Linked DNA regions of Homo sapiens: all the other regions are linked to region 1. Evidence: chromatin loops called from intact Hi-C (ENCODE). Cell type or tissue: CD14-positive monocyte. All regions are shown on one strand. Links, peaks and the distances in the headings refer to the core of each region. The heading gives the core; the rest is flanking DNA.

The links. A loop is a pair of places that touch in the nucleus more often than their neighbours do. Peaks named below come from ENCODE experiments on the same cell type or tissue, not always from the same donor. Only the 100,000 strongest peaks of a DNase experiment are listed, where the experiment ranks them.
Region 2: a loop joins it to region 1, with 3 times the contacts of the local background. A loop is called at or near these places in 15 of 110 quality-filtered maps.
Region 3: it touches region 1 in a loop (4-fold over the local background); 16 of 110 quality-filtered maps call a loop at or near these places.

What each region holds. Positions count from the first base shown.
Region 1 is chrX:2,629,047-2,635,185 of GRCh38, reverse strand. It overlaps the pseudogene CD99P1. Among named protein-coding and RNA genes, the nearest start is that of LINC00102, 17 kb to the right of the region's middle. In CD14-positive monocyte, for the core only: no CTCF peak of the experiment used is centred there; DNase peaks (open chromatin) are centred at 3,035, 3,515, 4,025, 4,655 and 1 weaker place; H3K4me3 peaks cover 384 bases; H3K27ac peaks cover 2,783 bases.
Region 2 is chrX:2,693,694-2,699,832 of GRCh38, reverse strand. The region is part of intron 1 of CD99 (CD99 molecule (Xg blood group)); the gene reads right to left. Among named protein-coding and RNA genes, the nearest start is that of CD99, 5.5 kb to the right of the region's middle. In CD14-positive monocyte, for the core only: no CTCF peak of the experiment used is centred there; a DNase peak (open chromatin) is centred at 2,962; H3K4me3 peaks cover 1,689 bases; H3K27ac peaks cover 1,988 bases.
Region 3 is chrX:2,705,459-2,711,597 of GRCh38, reverse strand. All of the region lies in intron 1 of CD99 (CD99 molecule (Xg blood group)), which reads right to left. Among named protein-coding and RNA genes, the nearest start is that of CD99, 17 kb to the right of the region's middle. In CD14-positive monocyte, for the core only: a CTCF peak has its summit at 3,406; DNase peaks (open chromatin) are centred at 1,257, 2,787, 3,277 and 4,057; H3K4me3 peaks cover 2,529 bases; H3K27ac peaks cover 3,544 bases.

The DNA of each region.
Region 1 (6,139 bases), core at 1,036-5,035:
GATCTCAGCTCACTGCAACCTCCGCCTCCCGGGTTCAAGTGATTCCCCTGCCTCAGCCTCCTGAGTAGCTGGGACTATAGGTGTGTGCCACCATGCCTGGCTAATTTTTGTTTGTTTGTTTGTTTTTGAGACGGAATCTCGTTCTGTCGCCCAGGCTGGAGTGCAGTGGAGCCATCTCAGCTCACTGCAACCTCTGGCTCCCAAGTTCGAGCAATTCTCCTGCCTTGGCCTCCTGAGTAGCTGGGATTACAGGCGCCCGCCACCACGCCCAGTTAATTTTTTGTATTTTTACTAGAGACGGGGTTTCACCATGTTGGCCAGGATGGTCTTGATCTCCTGACCTCAGGTGATCCACCTGCCTCAGTCTCCCAAAGTGCTGAGATTACAGACGTGAGCCACCACTCCCAGCTGGTCACATTTATTTTTTAGCCAGTTTCTGTGCACCAAATAAGGGACAGCCTTCTGGAAGCATTTTAAAAGGGAGGCAGTAAAAAGCTATATGAAGTTCATTCCAAGACATATCTCCCAGATTTCTCAAAGAACTAAAAAGAGAACTACCATTTAGTTCAGCAATCCCATTCCTGGATACATACATAATGGAAAATAAATTATCCTACCAAAAAGACTCCTGCACAAGCATGTTGATCACAGTACTATTCCCCATAGCAAAGACATGGAATCAACCTAAATGCCCATCAAGGGTGAACTGGATAAAGAAAATGTGGTCCATAGACGCTGTGGGATACTACACAGCCACAGAAAAGAACAAAACCACGTCCTTTACAGTAACGTGGATGGAGCTGGAGGTTCTTATTGTAATCAAACTAATCCAGAAACAGAAAACCAAATATTGCACATTCTCATTTATAAGTGGATCTACATATTGGGTACTCATGGACACAAAGAGAGGAACAGACACTGGGGGCTCCTAGAGGGTGGAGGGAGGGATAGGGTAAGAACTGAAGAACTACCTATTGGGTGCCATGCTCACTACCCGGGTGATGGGATCGGTCATACCCCAAACCTCAGCATCACACAGTCCACCCAGGTAACAAGCCTGCATATGTTCAACAAGTCAGCAAAATAAATCATGATGAAAATAATGAAATGTTCTTAGTTTTATTTCAACCACAAATTAGAAATCAGACATTTTTCAACTATCTGCCTTGGACCTGATTCTAGGGAAAATATCCTAGGTCTGTGTTTTATAAAGATATGTGTAAATATATGTGTGTGTGTATGTATATGTGAGTGTGTATATATATATATATTACATATATGTACATAATGTGGGTATGCTTGCATATGTATATATATATGCTTGTATATGTGTATATACCTATACATATGTCTGTACATATACATATGTATACCTATACATATGTCTGTACATATACATATGTATACCTATACATACCTATACATACATGTAGAGGTATACACACATATGTATGTATATATACATATACGAGCATACACACATAAATAATCAACAGTATCTTAGTCTTCACATTGAATTTATTGTTCTGCAAATAGAATAACTGTCGATATTTTAAAATAGGACATGCATTTGCTATTATATTTCATCCATATTTTTTTAACCCCTTCTGTGTTTCAGGCAGTGTCCTAGATAGATCTGGGGATTTTGGAGTTGAACAAAACACAGTTCCTTCTTGAAACTGACATTTAGAGACCCATATCTGAGAGATAAACAAATAAAGTCAAGCATTAATAAGGCTATGAATAAATACATCAAAATGCTGAGTAAGAAATATTTATTTAAGTATTACTCATCTACTTGACAGAGAAGAAGAAAGAACATGAAAACTTGAAAGCCAACCTATCTGGTCATCAGGGAAATGCAAATCAAAACCACAATGAGATAGCCCATCATACACACTAGGATGGCTCTAATGACAAATATGGACAGTGACAAGTGTTGGCTCAGATGTGCAGAAACTGGAGCACTCTTATATTGTTTGTGGGATGGTGCAATGGTGCGGTTGCTTTGAAAAGCAGCCTGGCGGATCCTTCAATGGTTAAACATAGAGTTATCATATGACCCAGCCATTCCCCTCCTGGGTATTTACCCAAAAAATTGAAGACAGTTACTCAGACAAGTATGTACATAGAAGTCTTAACCGTATGCTAAGTGCTAAGCATTATTCATGGTAGTTACACAGTGGAAATAACCCAATGCCCAACAACAAGTGTATGGATAAACAAAATGTGGTCTACCCATACAATGGAATGTCATTCTGCCATCAAAAGGAATGAAATTCTGATGCATGGTACAAAATCGATGGACCTCGAAAATATTATGCTGAGTGAAAGAAGCCAGGCACAAAACCACATGGGAGGCCGTTTGAAATGCCCCTGATAGGCAAATCCATGGGATAGGAAGTAGATTTCTGAGTGGCTGCATAGGGCTGGAGCAGATGGCAGGATGGGGGTGATGACCCAGGGAGTGTTGCAACTATCCTTATGAACCAGGAAGTGCTACAATTATCCAGATGAACCAGGAAGTGTGGCAATGTCCCTACGAACCAGGAAGTGCTACAATTATCCCTATGAACTAGACGGTTCCAAATGTCGTTATGAACCAGGAAATACTACAATTTTCCATATGAACCAAAAAGTGTTGCAGTGTCACTATGAACCAGGAAGTGTCACAATGTCCCTCAAACTAAGAAGTGCTACAATTATCCCTATGAACCAGGAAGTATTGCAATGTCCCTGCAAACCAGGAAGTGCTACAATTATCCATATGAACCAGGAAGTGTCACAATGTCCCTATGAACCAGGAAGTGCTACAATTATCTGTATGAACCTGGAAATGTTACAATGTCCCTATGAACCAGGAAGTGCTACAATTATCCGTATGAACCAGAAAGTGTTACAATGTCCCTGCAAATTAGGAAGTTCTACAATTATCGGAATGAAAGAGGAAGTGTTACAATGTCCCTGTGAACCAGGAAGTGCTATTATCCATATGAACCAGGAAGTGCTACAATTATCTGGATGAACCAGCAAGTGTGGCAATGTCCCTATGAACCAGGAAGTGCTATTATCCATATCAATCAGGAAGTGTGGCAATGTCACTATGAACCAGAAAGTGTCACAATTTCCCTATAAACCGGGAAGTGCTACAATAATCCAGATGAACCAGGAAGTGTCACAATGATCCTAAAAACTAAGAAGTGCTACAATTATCCATATGAACCTGGAAATGTTACAATGTCCCTATGAACCAGGAAGTGTTACAATGTCCCTATGAACCAGGAAGTGCTACAATTCTCCATATGAACCAGAAAGTGTTACAATGTCCCTGCAAACTAGGAAGTTCTACAATTATTTGAATGAACCAGGAAGTGTGTAATGTCCCTGTGAACCAGGAAGTGCTACAATTATCCATATGAACCAGAAAGTGTGGCAATATCCCTATGAACCAGGAAGTGCTACAATTATCTGGATGAACCAGGAAGTGTGGCAATGTCCCTATGAACCAGGAAGTGCTACTATTATCCACACGGACCGGGAAGTGTGGCAATGTCACTATGAACCAGAAAGTGTCAAAATTTCCCTATGAACCAGGAAGTGCTACAATTATCCATATGAACCAGAAAGTGTTACAATGTCCCTGCAAACTAGGAAGTTCTACAATTATCTGAATGAACCAGGAAGTGTTGTAATGTACCTGTGAACCAGGAAGTGCTACTATTATCCATATGAACCAGGAAGTGCTACAATTATCGATATGAACCAGAAAGCGTGGCAATATCCCTATGAACCAGGAAGTGCTACAATTATCTGGATGAACCAGGAAGTGTGGCAATGTCCCTATGAACCAGGAAGTGCTACTATTATCCACATGGACCGGGAAGTGTGGCAATGTCACTATGAACCAGAAAGTGTCACAATTTCCCTATGAACCAGGAAGTGCTACAATTCTCCACATGAACCAGAAAGTGTTACAATGTCCCTGCAAATTAGGAAGTTCTACAATTATCTGAATGAACCAGGAAGTGTTGTAATGTCCCTGTGAACCAGGAAGTGCTATTTTCCATATGAACCAGGAAGTGCTACAATTATCCATATGACCCAGAAAGTGTGGCAATATCCCTATGAACCAGGAAGTGCTACAATTATCTGGATGAACCAGGAAGTGTGGCAATGTCCCTATGAACCAGGAAGTGCTATTATCCACACGGACCAGGAAGTGTGGCAATGTCACTATGAACCAGAAAGTGTCACAATTTCCCTATGAACCAGGAAGTGCTACAATTATCCATATGAACCAGAAAGTGTTACAATGTCCCTGCAAACTAGGAAGTTCTACAATTATCTGAATGAACCAGGAAGTGTTGTAATGTACCTGTGAACCAGGAAGTGCTACTATTATCCTTATGAACCAGGAAGTGTGGCACTATCCCTATGAACCAGGAAGTGCTACAATTATCTGGATGAACCAGGAAGTGTGGCAATGTCCCTATGAACCAGGAAGTGCTACTATTATCCACATGGACCAGGAAGTGTGGCAATGTCACTATGAACCAGGAAGTGTGGCAATATCACTATGAACCAGAAAGTGTCACAATTTACCGATGAACCAGGAAGTGCTACAATTATCTGGATGAACCAGGAAGTGTGGCAATGTCCCTACGAACCAGGAAGTGCTATTATCCACACGGACCGGGAAGTGTGGCAATGTCACTATAAACCAGAAAGTGTCACAATTTCCCTATGAACCAGGAAGTGCTACAATTATCCATATGAACCAGAAAGTGTTACAATGTCCCTGCAAACTAGGAAGTTTTACAATTATCTGAATGAACCAGGAAGTGTTGTAATGTACCTGTGAACCAGGAAGTGCTACTATTATCCATATGAACCAGGAAGTGCTACAATTATCCATATGAACCAGAAAGTGTGGCAATATCCCTATGAACCAGGAAGTGCTACAATTATCTGGATGAACCAGGAAGTGTGGTAAGGTCCCTACGAACCAGGAAGTGCTACTATTATCCACATGGACCAGGAAGTGTGGCAATGTCACTATGAACCAGAAAGTGTCACAATTTCCCTATGAACCAGGAAGTGCTACAATTATCCAGATGAACCAGGAAGTGTGGCAATGTCCCTATGAACCAGGAAGTGCTACAATTATCCCTATGAACCAGACGGTTCCAAATGTCTTTATGAACCAGGAAGTTCTACAATTATCCATATGAACCAGAAAGTGTGGCAGTGTCACTATGAACCAGGAAGTGTCACAATGATCCTAAAAACTAAGAAGTGCTACAATTATCCATATGAACCAGGAAGTATTGCAATGTCCCTGCAAACCAGGAAGTGCTACAATTATCCGTATGAACCAGGAAGTGCTACAATTATCCGTATGTATGAACCCGGAAATGTTACTATGTCCCTATGAACCAGGAAGTGCTATTATCCATATGAACCAGAAAGTGTTACAATGTCCCTGCAAACCAGGAAGTTATACAATTATCAGAATGAACCAGGAAGTGTTGCAATGTCTCTGTGAAACAGGAAGTGTTGCAATGTCCATGTGAACCAGGAATTGCTACTATTATCTATATGAACCAGGAAGTACTAGAGTTATTCGTATGAACCAGAAAGTATTACAATGTCCCTATGAAACAGGAAGTGCTACAATTATCCCTATGAACCAGGAAGTGTTGCAATGTCCCTGGGAATCAGGAAGTGCTAACAATTATGTGTATGAACCAAAAAGCGTTGCAATGTCCCTGTGAACCAGGAAATGCTACAATTACCCATAAGAACCAGGAAGTGTCACAATGTCCCTGTGAACCAGGAAGTGCTACTATTATCCATTTGAACCAGGAAATGTAACAATGTGAGCCAGAAAGTTTTACAATGTCCCTATGAATCAGAAAGCATTACAATCTCCAGATAAACCAGGAAGTGTTATAATGTCCCTCTAAACTAGAAAGTGCTGCAACCTTCCAATGACCCAGGAAGTTCATTTATCATGTCTAGGAAGCAGGAAGTGCTACAACCTCCCCAGTGACCCAGGAAGTTCTCTTACCATCCCCAGGAAACAGGAAGTGCTACAAACTTCGCTAGTGACCCAGGAAGTTTATTTAACATCTCCAGG
Region 2 (6,139 bases), core at 986-4,985, 65 kb before region 1:
TAGTAAAATAACAATGATTCTTGACAACTCAGCCACACATGAAGACCCTCCGAGGGGCTTTTTAAAAATTCCTAATAGCGGGATGCAGTGGCTCCCGCCTATAAACCCAAGACTTTGCCAGGCCAAGGCAGGTGGATGGCTTGAACTCAGGAGTTCAGGACTAAACTGGGCAACATAGGGAGACCCTGTCTCTACAAAAAATGAAAAATTTGGCTGGGCGTGCCAGCTCACGCCTGAGGGAGGCTGAGGCAGAAGAATCACTTGAACCTGGGTGGCAGAGGTTGCAGCGAGCCAAGATTGCATCGCTGCACTCCAGCCTGGTGACAGAGTGAGACTCTGTAATTTAAAAAAAAAAAAAAAAAAAAGGCTGGGCGCGGTGGCTCACACCTGTAATCCCAGCACTTTGGGAAGCCGAGGTGGGCAGATCACGACGTCAGGAGTTCGAGACCATCCTGGCCAACATAGTGAAATCCCGTCTCTACTAAAAATACAAAAATTAGCCAGGCGTGGTGGTGCGTGCCTGTAGTTCCAGCTACTCAGGAGGCTGAGGCAAGAGAGGCACTTGAACCAGGGAGGCGGAAGTTGCAGTGAGCCAAGATTGCACCAAGGCACTCCAGCCTGGGCAACACAGCAAGACTCTGTCTAAAAAAAAGAAGAAGAAGAAAGAAAAGAGAGAAGAGAAAACAAAAGAAAAGAAAAGAAGAGGAAAGAAAAGAAAAAAACAAAAAGAAAGAAAAGATTAGCTGGGTATGGTGAGGTGCACCTGTGGTCCCAGCTTCTTTCGAGGCTGAGGTAGGTGGGCTGCTTGAACCCAGGAGGTTGAGGCTGCAGTGAGCTATGACTGTACCACTGCACTCCAGCCTGGGTGACAGAGCAAAATCTTGTCTCAAAAAAAAAAAAAAATTAAAACACCTAACACGTCTATAAACCAGACTACCCAGGTAACCCTGGGCAAGAGTGACGTTTCCAAGCTTCCCGCAATGGGGCCAAAGCTGAGAACCTCGGATCTAGGTCAGCAAGAGCTACTGGAGGGTGGTCAAGCAGGTTTGTGTCTGAAACCATCACTCAGAAATCAGGAATGCAGGAGGGATGGGCATCACAGTTACTGGTGTGTTTTTAGCCTGGACTCTGTAGGATTAAAATATGTCCACCAGCCTGGGCGACAGAACAAAACTCTGTATCTACAAAAAAGGTAAAAATTAATTGAGTGTGGTGGCATGTGCCCATAGTCCCAACTACACAGAAGGCTAAGGTGGGCAGGTCACCTGAGCCTGGGGGTTCGAGGCTGCAGTGAGCTGAGATCACACCACTGCACTTCAGCCTGGGCGACAGAGTGAGATCCTGTCTCAAAAAAAATGATTGCAGGCTGAGCATGGTGGCTCACGCCTGTAACCCCAGCACTTTGGGAAGCTGAGGCGAGAGGTTTGCTTGAGCCCAGGAGTTCAAGACCAGCCTGGGCAATGTAGTCAGACTCCGATTCTACAAAAAGATTTTAAAAATTAGCTGAGGGTGGCACATGCCTGTGGTCCCAGCTCCTTGGAAGGCTGAGGTGAGAGATTCACCTGCACCCAGGAGGTCAAGACTGCAGTGAGCTACAATCGTGCCACTGCACTCCGGCCTGGGCAAGTCTAAAAAAAAAAAAAAAAAGAAACAAAGAAAAAAAAAGATTGCAAGCCACTGCCCGGTGATATGTTTATGATATGATGAGTGTCTAGGGGCTTGTGGTTTAAGAGTAGAAACCGCTTCCCATAGGTGGCTGTAGCTGTCCATCTTGTCTGTCTATCGGATGCTATGTTAGTCCCAAAGGACCACAGCCTCTTGAGTAAAGACCTCAACACAGGGGGCCTCTACCTTCATTGCCACCTCGGCACGGTCTCAAAAGACAGATGTTCATATCCATCTCCTGCTTGCCCAGATCCAAATCCCTCCCTGTCCTGCTATTCTATGAGTCTGCACTAAATGCCTAACACTTCTCTCCGAGTGTTCAATTGCTGAGAACATTTTGTGCTGAATTCATCGAAGACAGCCCTGTGTTAATTCATATTTAGAACCCAACCCATTTCCCCCAGAAGAAGACAGCTAGCAACAGCAGCAGAAGAGGCCGACTGGCAATATTTGGGTTCTGGCAGTAGTTATAAAATCTCTATGCCTCCAAGTCCATTGGCCCTAAAAGACAATGCAGTGTGTTTATTCTTGTCATCATTCCAGTCCATCGTGTTCCAGTCCATCGTGCAGAAACGAAAGCTCCTTCTGGTCAGCATCCCCTCGTGGATCAATGCTTGCCAGGGTGCATTTGGACAATAATTTTGCAGGGTCAGGCAAAGCAGAAACAAACAAGAGTCAGGCTACCTGGGCAAACTCAGGTGTCGCTGATGAGTAATGCCTGCAGAACCCTCTGGCCAGTCTGCTGCCTCCTCAAGAAGGGCTGTTAGCTCAACCAGATACACTATTATCAGCTTTTAAACAGCGCTTTGGAGCAACAGCTTTACTCCCCGAAAAGATGCAGAAAATCAGACTCTTTCAGGTGATTCTCAAAAACAGGGGACCCACCCCAGCCCACGACACCATTCAAAGTTGAGAAAGCAAAGTGAATTAAAGGGGTTTGCAACCGCTTTCAGACTCATCCAGCTGCCGTCCACAATGACAAACATATATTATATCTCAGCCCAGCCCACCGGGACAGAGGGAGCGGAACAAAAGCTTTGCCCATGCGGCTTCTTTAGCAAGGCTTTCCATGTACCCTGTGGGCATTTTCTCCTCTCCTCTGTTGAATTTTCTTCTTTGCAAGGTGGGTGGCTGCAAGCTACTTTCACAGCCCACTTGAGAAACACTGGTTTGAATCTGACTCTGGGGGAGAAGAAAGGAAGTTTCTGGTTTCCTGCTAAGCGGAAACTTTAATACTATGACTAGGAGACCGTACAAGGCATGGTGGCAACCCTGAGTCATACTAAAACAAAGCCGAAAAACACACCCATGCACCATCTCCTCAAAACTCACCAAGGAACCAAGCCAAGAAAGAATACTGAACAGGAAATTCAAGAAGAGGAAGTCCTTCTGGTCTCTAGAGATGTGAAAAGATACCGTCAGTTGGACAAATGGGAGTAGAAATGCTGGTGAGCTACCATGTTTCAGCCAAGAGACTGGGAATAAATCAAAAAAGAATACACTTTAGGAGGCCGAGGCGGGCGGATCACCTGAGGTCAGGAGTTCGAAACCAGCCTGGCCAAGATGGTGAAACTCCACCTCTACTAAAAAAATACAAAAATTAGCCAGGTGTGGTGGCGGGCACCTGTAATCCCAGGTACTCAGGAGGCTGAGACAGGAGAATTGCTTGAACCTGGGAGGCAGAGGTTGCAGTGAGCCGAGATCGCACCATCGCACTCCAGCCTGGGGAAAAAGAGCGAGACTTCATCTCAAAATAAAAAGAAAAGAAAAGAAAGAATATCAGCAAATCCTCAAGCCCTGGACAGCCTGCAGCCTGCAGCTACACCAGCAACGATGAGCCCACATTCACAAGCAATCCGAACCCCACCTCCCCAACTGGGAGAACAGAGGTGAAGCACGGAAGACAGCAGAAAATCCACATGGGCCTGGGACATGGAACACAGGACTCAGAATGAACAAGCTTCAATAACCAGCCTTTCTCTGCCATTTTGTTGCTGCCCCTGAAGACTCAAAGTCCTTTGTCTTTCTCTGCCAATTCTCTAAAAATGGACTGTTCTTTGTTGAGGGTACTAGAGCAGCTAGAATCCAAGCCACTTCCTTGAAAACTACCCATTTCTAGGTATCTCTCATGTATCAATGAAAAACGCATGTTAATAAAGTTTGGTTTGTTTTTCCCTGTCTTTGGTTAGAGGAGTCACTTCCAAATAAGAATGTAGGACAGTTGATTTTTACAATGATTTTTCAGGTGGCTCACACCTGTAATCCCAGCACTTTGGGAGGCCAAGGTGGGCAGATCACTTGAGGCCAGGAGTTTGAGGCCAGCCTGTCCAACAGGGTGAAACACCGTCTCTACTAAAAATACAAAAAATAGCCAGGTGTGGTGACATGTGCCTGTATTCCCAGCTATTCAGGTGTCTGAGGCAGGAGAATTGCCTGAGCCCGGGAGACACAGGTCGCAGTGAGCCAAGATCCTGCCATTGCACTCCAGCCTGGGTGACACAGTGAGACACTGTCTCAAAAAAAAAAAAAAGACTTTTTTTTCAGTCTGGGCAACATAGCAAGACCCTGTCTCTACAAAAAAATTTAAAAGTGGCCAGGCACAGTGGTGTGTGCTTGTAGTCCCAGCTACTACAGAGGCTGAGGTGGAAGGATTGCTTGAGCCCAGGAGGTGGAGGCTGTAGTGAGCCCTGATTGCACCCCTGCACTCCAGTCTGGGCAACAGAGACCCCACCTCAAAAAAATATTTTTCAGCCTGGTCAACATAGTGAAACCCCTTCTCTACTAAACATACAAAAATTAGCCAGATATGCAGTGCATGCCTGTAGTCCCAGCTAATTGGGAGGCTGAGGCAGGAGAACTGCTTGAACCTGAGATGGAGAGATTGCCATGAGCTGAGATCGTGCCACTTCACTCCAGCCTGGACAACAGAGGAAAATTCCATCTCAAAAAAAAAAGACTTTTCCTCCTTCGCACCCCGAGAGACACACAGGTCTTATTTCTTACTGTGTCTATAAATCACAAAGGACACGTAATTCTTTTCCCCTAAAGTAACAAGAGTGCTCAGAACATTTTCAGCAGGACTGAAAACCAGCACAAGGTCCACGTGGCTACTGAGAAGTCTATTTCCCCGGGGGAAGATATCTGAGTCCGAAAACATTCCAGACAGTATCCATGAAATCCCGCCATGATTCCTAAATGCTGAATTGGGAAAAGTATTGTATGAGCTGCATTTCTTTCTAAATGACAGCATGTACCCACCATAGGACCTTCAGGAAGAAAAATGATTTCCAGACAAACAATCATTTACTTGAGTATCTCCAAAGTGTAAAGACATGTATTTGTCTTTACATGAAAACTCTGTCTCATACACAGAGAAAGGAGAAAGAGCTAAAGCAGGAAGTTTTTTTTTTTCTTTGAGACTGAGTCTCTCTCTGTTACCCAGGCCATAATGCGGTGACACGATCTCAGCTCACTGCAACCTCTGCTTCCCGGGCTGAAGTGATTTTCCTGCCTCAGCCTCCTGAGTAGCTGGGATTATAGGCGCTCACCACCACGCCCGGCTAATTTTTGTATTTTTAGTAGAGTCGGGGTTTTGCCATGTTGGCCAGGCTGGTCTCGAACTCTTGGCCTCATGTGACCCACCGGCCCTCGGCCTCTCAAAGTGCTGGGATTTACAGGCCTGAGTCACCGTGCTCGGCCTAAAGTAGGGAGTTAAATGCAAAGCAATCAACTTTTACCAGAGCCAAACGCGCTGATGGAAAATCAAGGCAAACTCGCTGGATGATAAAACCCACTTCCTCTGCCCAGAAACATTCTCCTAATAACTTCCACACACACCCACAGGGGCAGGAGACAAGAGCTCTGGAGAGAGTTAAAAAAAAAAAAAAACAACGAAGCCCACACTTGCTCTACTGGGGCGAGGGAATCCTGAAGAGGCCTGGTATTGTTCAAGAGATGTCGGTTCCGTAGATGTTTGGAGTTTTTCAAACCGCACAGGCCGCTGTGCCGTTGCCCCGGGGGGTGGGGCAAATCAGCCTTTGCCAGAGAGCAGGGATGCATCGGATGTGTGCGACTCTACTGTCGGGACGGCAGGCTCCTAACTGCAGGGGCAGCCCTGAATCAGCGCATACATGCAACTCCCAAGCCCTCCTCAGGGTTTTCCACCCTCAACACCACTGGCATTTGGGACCAGATGAATTCTTTGTGCTGGAGGCCGTCCTGGCCCTTGAAAGATTCTGAGCAGCTTCCCTAAGCTGCCCCACCCATTGCAGGATGGTGGGATGTCCCACCCCAGGGTGGCAACCAAAAATGTCTGCAACCATCACAAAGTGTCTCCTCGGGGCCAACGTCGCCCTGTGGGGACATCCTGCTCTCTACAAAGCTGAAGCCTCCTCTTTTCCTCTATACACCTCCCTCTGTCCATCCATCCCTCACCACATCCCACCTGTACCCCTGAGAATTTATGAAGGAACCA
Region 3 (6,139 bases), core at 1,162-5,161, 76 kb before region 1:
TAGCACATTTTCTTTCTGCATTCATCCCTTGATGGGCTCTTCCATTGACTGCATGTCTTGGCTACTCCGAATGGTGCTGCAATAAACATGGGAGGGGAGTGTCTCTTTGACATACTGATTTCCTTTCCTTATCCCAAATAAACATATATATATATACACACATACACATACTATATATATATATAATACACACACATACTATATATACACATACTATATACATACATACTGTATATACACATACTATGTATACACACACTACATATATACACACCATATACATACATACTATATATACTATATATACATACTATATATACGAATTATATATTTATACAAATATATATATACACATATATATATTATATATATATAGACTTGCCCTGACTTGCTGGGAATACCCTGAAGGTTTAGAAGTCATCTCTGGGGCCGGGTGCGGTGGCTCACACCTGTAATCTCAGCACTTTGGGAGGCCAAGGTGAGAGGATCACGAGGTCAGGAGTTCGAGACCAGCCCAACCAACATGGTGAAACCCCGTCTCTACTATAAATACAAAAAAATTGGCCAGGCGTGGTGATATGCGCATGTAATCCCAGCTACTCAGGAGGCTGAGGCAGGAAAATCGCTTGAATCCGGGAAGTAGAGGTTGCAGTGAGCAGAGATCATGCCACTGCACTCCAGCCTGGGTGACAGAGGGAGACTCCATCTCAAAAAAAAAAAAAAAAAAAAAGTCATCTCTACATATCTTCATATGTAGATACATTAGTAGAGGGACTGCTAGATCAATTCGTAACTGTTTCAATTTCCTCAAAACTCTCTTCCCCGGAAATGACAGTGCTTCCTTGAAGGCTTACCTTTGTTAGTGCCTCAGCGGTAGACGTGACTTCTAAACCCTATGGGCATTCCCAGCAAGTCAGGGCAAGTCCCCACCCCCTCCACCCCAACAAAGAGATTCCAAGAGTCCATAATGTATTCTTTAGCAAGAAAGACATTCTCTTTAGAAAGGTAGGAAGACTTAATAATAAGCAGACAGAACTGTCAGAATGTTAAAGAAAAAAAAGCAGCAGCAATGACAAAAAAAAACCCCACACGTGAAAGTAAAGTACAGATATTATTTTAAGTGTAACCCTTCTTATTTCTGTAATTTCACCCTCATAAACAGAAGATGATCATAGACACCGTCACTAAAGAAACAAAACAAAGCAACATAGGACAATCCCCTTAAAGTGACTCATCCTTCCCAAGCTTCAGGAAATACTCAGAAACGGCAGTCAAGGGCGTACGAGACTCGGAAGGTTTCTAAGACCAGAGTCTTGTCTTCTCCCACTCCTCGCTCACAGCAGAACCCAGGAAACTCCAGTGTCAGGAGGTGGCCTCCATTCCCCAGGACACCCCACGGCCGGAACACAGTGGTAAAACTAGAACTCTCCTCCCAGGTTCCACCCCACACCCTGCACTCCCATGCCCAGCTGCCTGACACAGAACACGCAATCCTAGCATGAGGACTGCTATATATTTCCACAGAAAGGGCATGTCAGCTGCAAAATCGCAGGGCACAGGGAAAACACAGTATGATCTCGATGCTTCCCTCACATGGGAAATGTCACATGTGGTACACATTTTTTTTTTCAAAGACCCTCCTGGCTTGCTGGGTTTTTGCATCTGTCCCTGGGCCTCAGGGGGGCCATTTGCCCACCCAGGTGTCCCCAAGCTTCCCCCAACCACCTTCGGGTTTAGGTCCATGCTTCTTGCTGGGCACCTCTGCATTCAACAGCTCTTCATGTGCTCTTTGCAACCAAGCCACATTTTGGATTTTTTCCAATGCAGGGCCTGGGTATACGTGTGCATGTCTATGTACATGCATGTGCGTGTCTATGTACATGCATGTGTGTGTCTATGTTCATGCATGTGCGCGTGTGGATGTGCTCATGTGTACATGTGTATTTCATATACGCGTGCTCATGCATTCATGTGGTTTCTGTGTGTGCACGTGTGTGCTCCTGCACGTATGTGTGGGTGTATGGTGTGGGCACACATGTGCATGCATATATGTATTGCACTGCATGTGTGTGCACACGTGTTTTCATGTGCATTGTGAGTGTGCTGAATGCACACCTGTTTGCATGTGTATATGTGCACAAGTGCACTGCATGAATATATATGTGCATTTGTTCATGTGTCTGCGTGTTTGCCTGTGTGCTTGTGTGCATATGTGTGAGGGTGCTATCTGAGCACACACCTGTGTGCATGCATATATGGGTGTGCATGTGCACTGCAGGAGTATGTGCATGTGCTTGTGTGTTTTCATGTGTGCTCACGTGCACATGTGACTTGCTGTGTGGGTGCACACGTGTGCATGCATGCATATATGCATGGCATGAGTGTGCATGCATGTATGTGCCTGTGTATGTGTGCATGCACATGTGTGTCTGTCTGGTGTGTGTCCATGGCCTGCCACCTCCCCAGCCTAGCTTGCCCCTCCCATCCTCCTCCATCACCCTCAGAGTCCACCAGCCTTTTCCTCCACATGACTTCCCTGGTCATAGCCACTGAGCTGGGACCAGGTGTCACTTAGAAGCTTCCTCCTTTTCTTGCTCCACCTGCCCTCAGAGGCCACAGTGACGATGCTCTGGCTCACTTCATGTTCCTTCCACTGACCCCAATGCCCCCATGGACCCCACACAAACCCAGTTACAGGGGAGGGCACAGGCCCTCCCGCCACCAGTGTCACCCCCAGGCAAGCCTGGATTGCCAACTTCCCCTCTGCTTCAGGACTACGGCTGACGTCACCACTGAGTGTCCAAACCCACTGCTCCCCGGACCCCAAGCTCAGCCGACGGAGGTCCAAGACAACAAGTCTGAGAGTGGGTGGCAAAGGACACAGTATGCCCCTCACGCCCTTCTCCCCTTCTCCCACCCTCTGCCCTTAGCCCTAGTCCTTGGAGAACTCGCCTCAGCCCCGCACTTGGAGCTTGTCTTCCATTCTTATCTCTGTGCTGTTTCTACAGTTTTTAATTGAAACAATTTCAATGTCACTCCAGGATGCCTGAAGGACAAGGACACCAGAGGAGAGACAACCCCAAGCATTCTATCATCGACCTTGGGCCCTCGACCTCAGCTTCCATCGCTCAAGGCTCTGTCAGTCTGTCCCCTGCCTCCAAGGTCTCCTTTCTCCCAGATACAGAGTCCCACCCTCACCATTTTCTCCTCGGGTGACTAACACTTAAGACAGCTCCCCAAACACCACCCCACAGAGAGTAGGGAGGAAAGGGAGGTGACCCGCTCTCGATTTCATATAGACGTGGGCACCCTGAATCACCCATAATCAGACGTTCACTCCCTGGTGGAATCTGGTACTGCAGACACCTCTGAGGCTAATCTTCCAGGTGTGTGAGGGACACAGTTCCCTATGTATGTGAAGGGATGCAGTTCCCCAGGTGTGTGTGAGGGAGGCAGTCCCCCAGGTGTGTGTGAGGAAGGCAGTCCCCCAGGTGTATATAAATGGATGCAAATGCACGTGCTATTGGCTTGAAGCCTCATGGGGAAGCAAACCCAATCAATGATCATCAGTCAGTAAAGGAATCTCTGTAAATGAAGCTATCGTCTCCTAACTCAGTCCACTGCTCTCTTTATTGCCTAGGATTCATCTCCCAATTCATCACATTCCCTGAGCTTTCAGGTGGTAGGCAGGAAATTGCGGGCTCACAGCAGACACCCCCACTTGCCTTTTTGCTCCTGAAAACGACCTCCGGGGCTACAAATGTGAAGAAAACACCAACAAAACCCACCCAGCAAGAGCTGCAACCATGCCCTCAGAGAAGGAGCCTGGTGGAGAACTCAGGTGCCTGTGTTGCACGTTTACGGCATTCAGCCTCTCTGCAAATTTGCAAAGAGACCAGACCCTCAGCAGAACCCCCAACTGCCACTGCTGTTTCCACCCGGCCCTCTCAAAGCTCCAGATGTTTCCGGGACAGGGTAATGGCTCATCAGGGCAAGGCGGAACGGACGACAGATGGCATGAGTCAGTCTGACAAGACACTTTCTACTGATTCAAACCATGTTTACTTTTTCTCATCAGCCAGGCAACTCAAAAAACAGGACGAACCCAGAGTGAAGTCCCCGAGGCCACATGGGGTGTGTGAGTTCCTCTGCAACGTGACTAAGGCTTGCACTAATGCAGGAATGCACTCAACCGGGGCAAACGCAGGAGGAGAGCCAGTACCTGGGTTCTCTTTTTGCTGTTTTTTTCTTTTCTTTTCTTTTCTTTTGAGGCAGAGTTTTGCTCTGTTGCCCAGGCTAGAGTACAGTAGCATGATCTCAACTCACTGCAACCTCCACCTCCTGGGTTCAAGTGATTCTCCTTCCTCAGCTTCCCCAGTAGCTGGGACTATGGGCATGTGCCACCACATCCAGCTAATTCTTGTGTTTTTAGTAGAGATGGAGTTTCGCCATGTTGGCCAGGCTGGTCTCAAACTCCGGGCATCAAGTGATCTGCCTGCCTTGGCCTCCCAAAGTGCAGGGATTACAGATGTGAGCCGCCGCGCCCGAACACTTGGGTTATCTTAAACCCCATCATCACATCATTCAGGTGTTTCACATAAAATTAAAAATGAGCCAGGCGTGGTGGTGCACGCCCGTAGTCCCAGTTACTTGGGAGGCTGAGGCAGGAGAATCGCTTGAACCCGGGAGGTGGAGGTTGCAGTGAGCCGAGATCGCACCACTGCACTCCAGCCTGGGCGACAGAGTGAGACTCTGTCTCGAAATAAATTAATTAATTAATTAAAAAAAATTAGGCAGTTCCAAGATTCCTGTAACTTTCAGATTTTCATAAGAATAACACAATCATTACATAGTAACAGCAGCAGCCAGGGACATCATTTAAGCAGTGCTCTGTGTGTGCCTGCAGCTTTCTCAATAATGCCGTTCATCTCCATTAAGGGTGGGAGGATGAAGACCCGCCACTGGCCTGGGTGTCCCTGCTGAAAAATGTCCAATTCACTCAGCCCCAGCATCACCCCAGGGTGTTCACACCTGCTGCTGGCCACTCCAGTACTCATCTGCTCCTGCTGGTTTTCCACACCCTTTTCCAAAGCCCACTAAACACGAAACTTTCAGGACATTGTAGAAAAGGAGGAGGAGGTGGTGCAGAGGGCACGTGTGTGCTCTTTACTTGCTGCTGAGTCCTCTGATGCCAAGCAAAGGCAAAGCGTTTTTTGTTTTTTGTTTTTTCCTTTTTTTGAGACAGAGTGTCTCTGTGTCACCCAGGCTGGAGTGCGGTGGCCCGATTTTGGCTCACTGCAAGCTATGCCTCCCGGGTTCACACCATTCTGCTGCCTCAGCCTCCCGAGTAGCTGGGACTACAGGTGCCCACCACCACGCCCGGCTGATTTTTTTGTATTTTTAGTAGAGACTGGGTTTCACCGTGGTAGCCAGGATGGTCTCGATCTCCTGAACTCGTGATCCGCCCGCCTCGGCCTCCCAAAGTGCTGGGATGACAGGCGTGAGCCACCGCGCCCGGCTCTTTTTTTTTTTTTCTTTTTAACGTTTTGGAGGTCGAGTGGAACCAGTCACATGGTCTGACCCTAAAAACTTTCATTCCAGGTTTGGGGGGCCTCGGGAAGGGTCCCCAGCCTAGAGATAATTGTAGCTCAGAATGCTGCAAGAGAAAATGCCTCCACATTGGAGCAAGCACCGGAAGTCCTCCTGTGTGGGAATAGCAGGAGGCAGCTGATACATTTCATTTTACTATTTTATTCAAATGGTCAAAACACCCTTACTTTTCTGTTGCTATAAAACCGAATCGCTCTGGAAGTATTGTCCTCTTTTTCAAGATGTGTCATTTAACACCGGGCAGACGATCGGTCACAGGGCACAAAGCGTCCATGAGACAGGACAAATAACTTCAGGAAAGCTCAGAGACACCATGGCGACTGCAATTAGTAACAATGGCTTGAATATTTGAAAACGACTAAAGGAGCCCATTCTGAATAAGTGTTCTCACCACACACAAAAAAGTGCTGCAAAGTCTGTGAGGTCATGCATATTTAAATCCATCTCACCATGGATACATACATCAAGACACCATGTGCAACCGCATAAACACATACAATGTGTATTTGTCAATTAAAAGAAATAAACA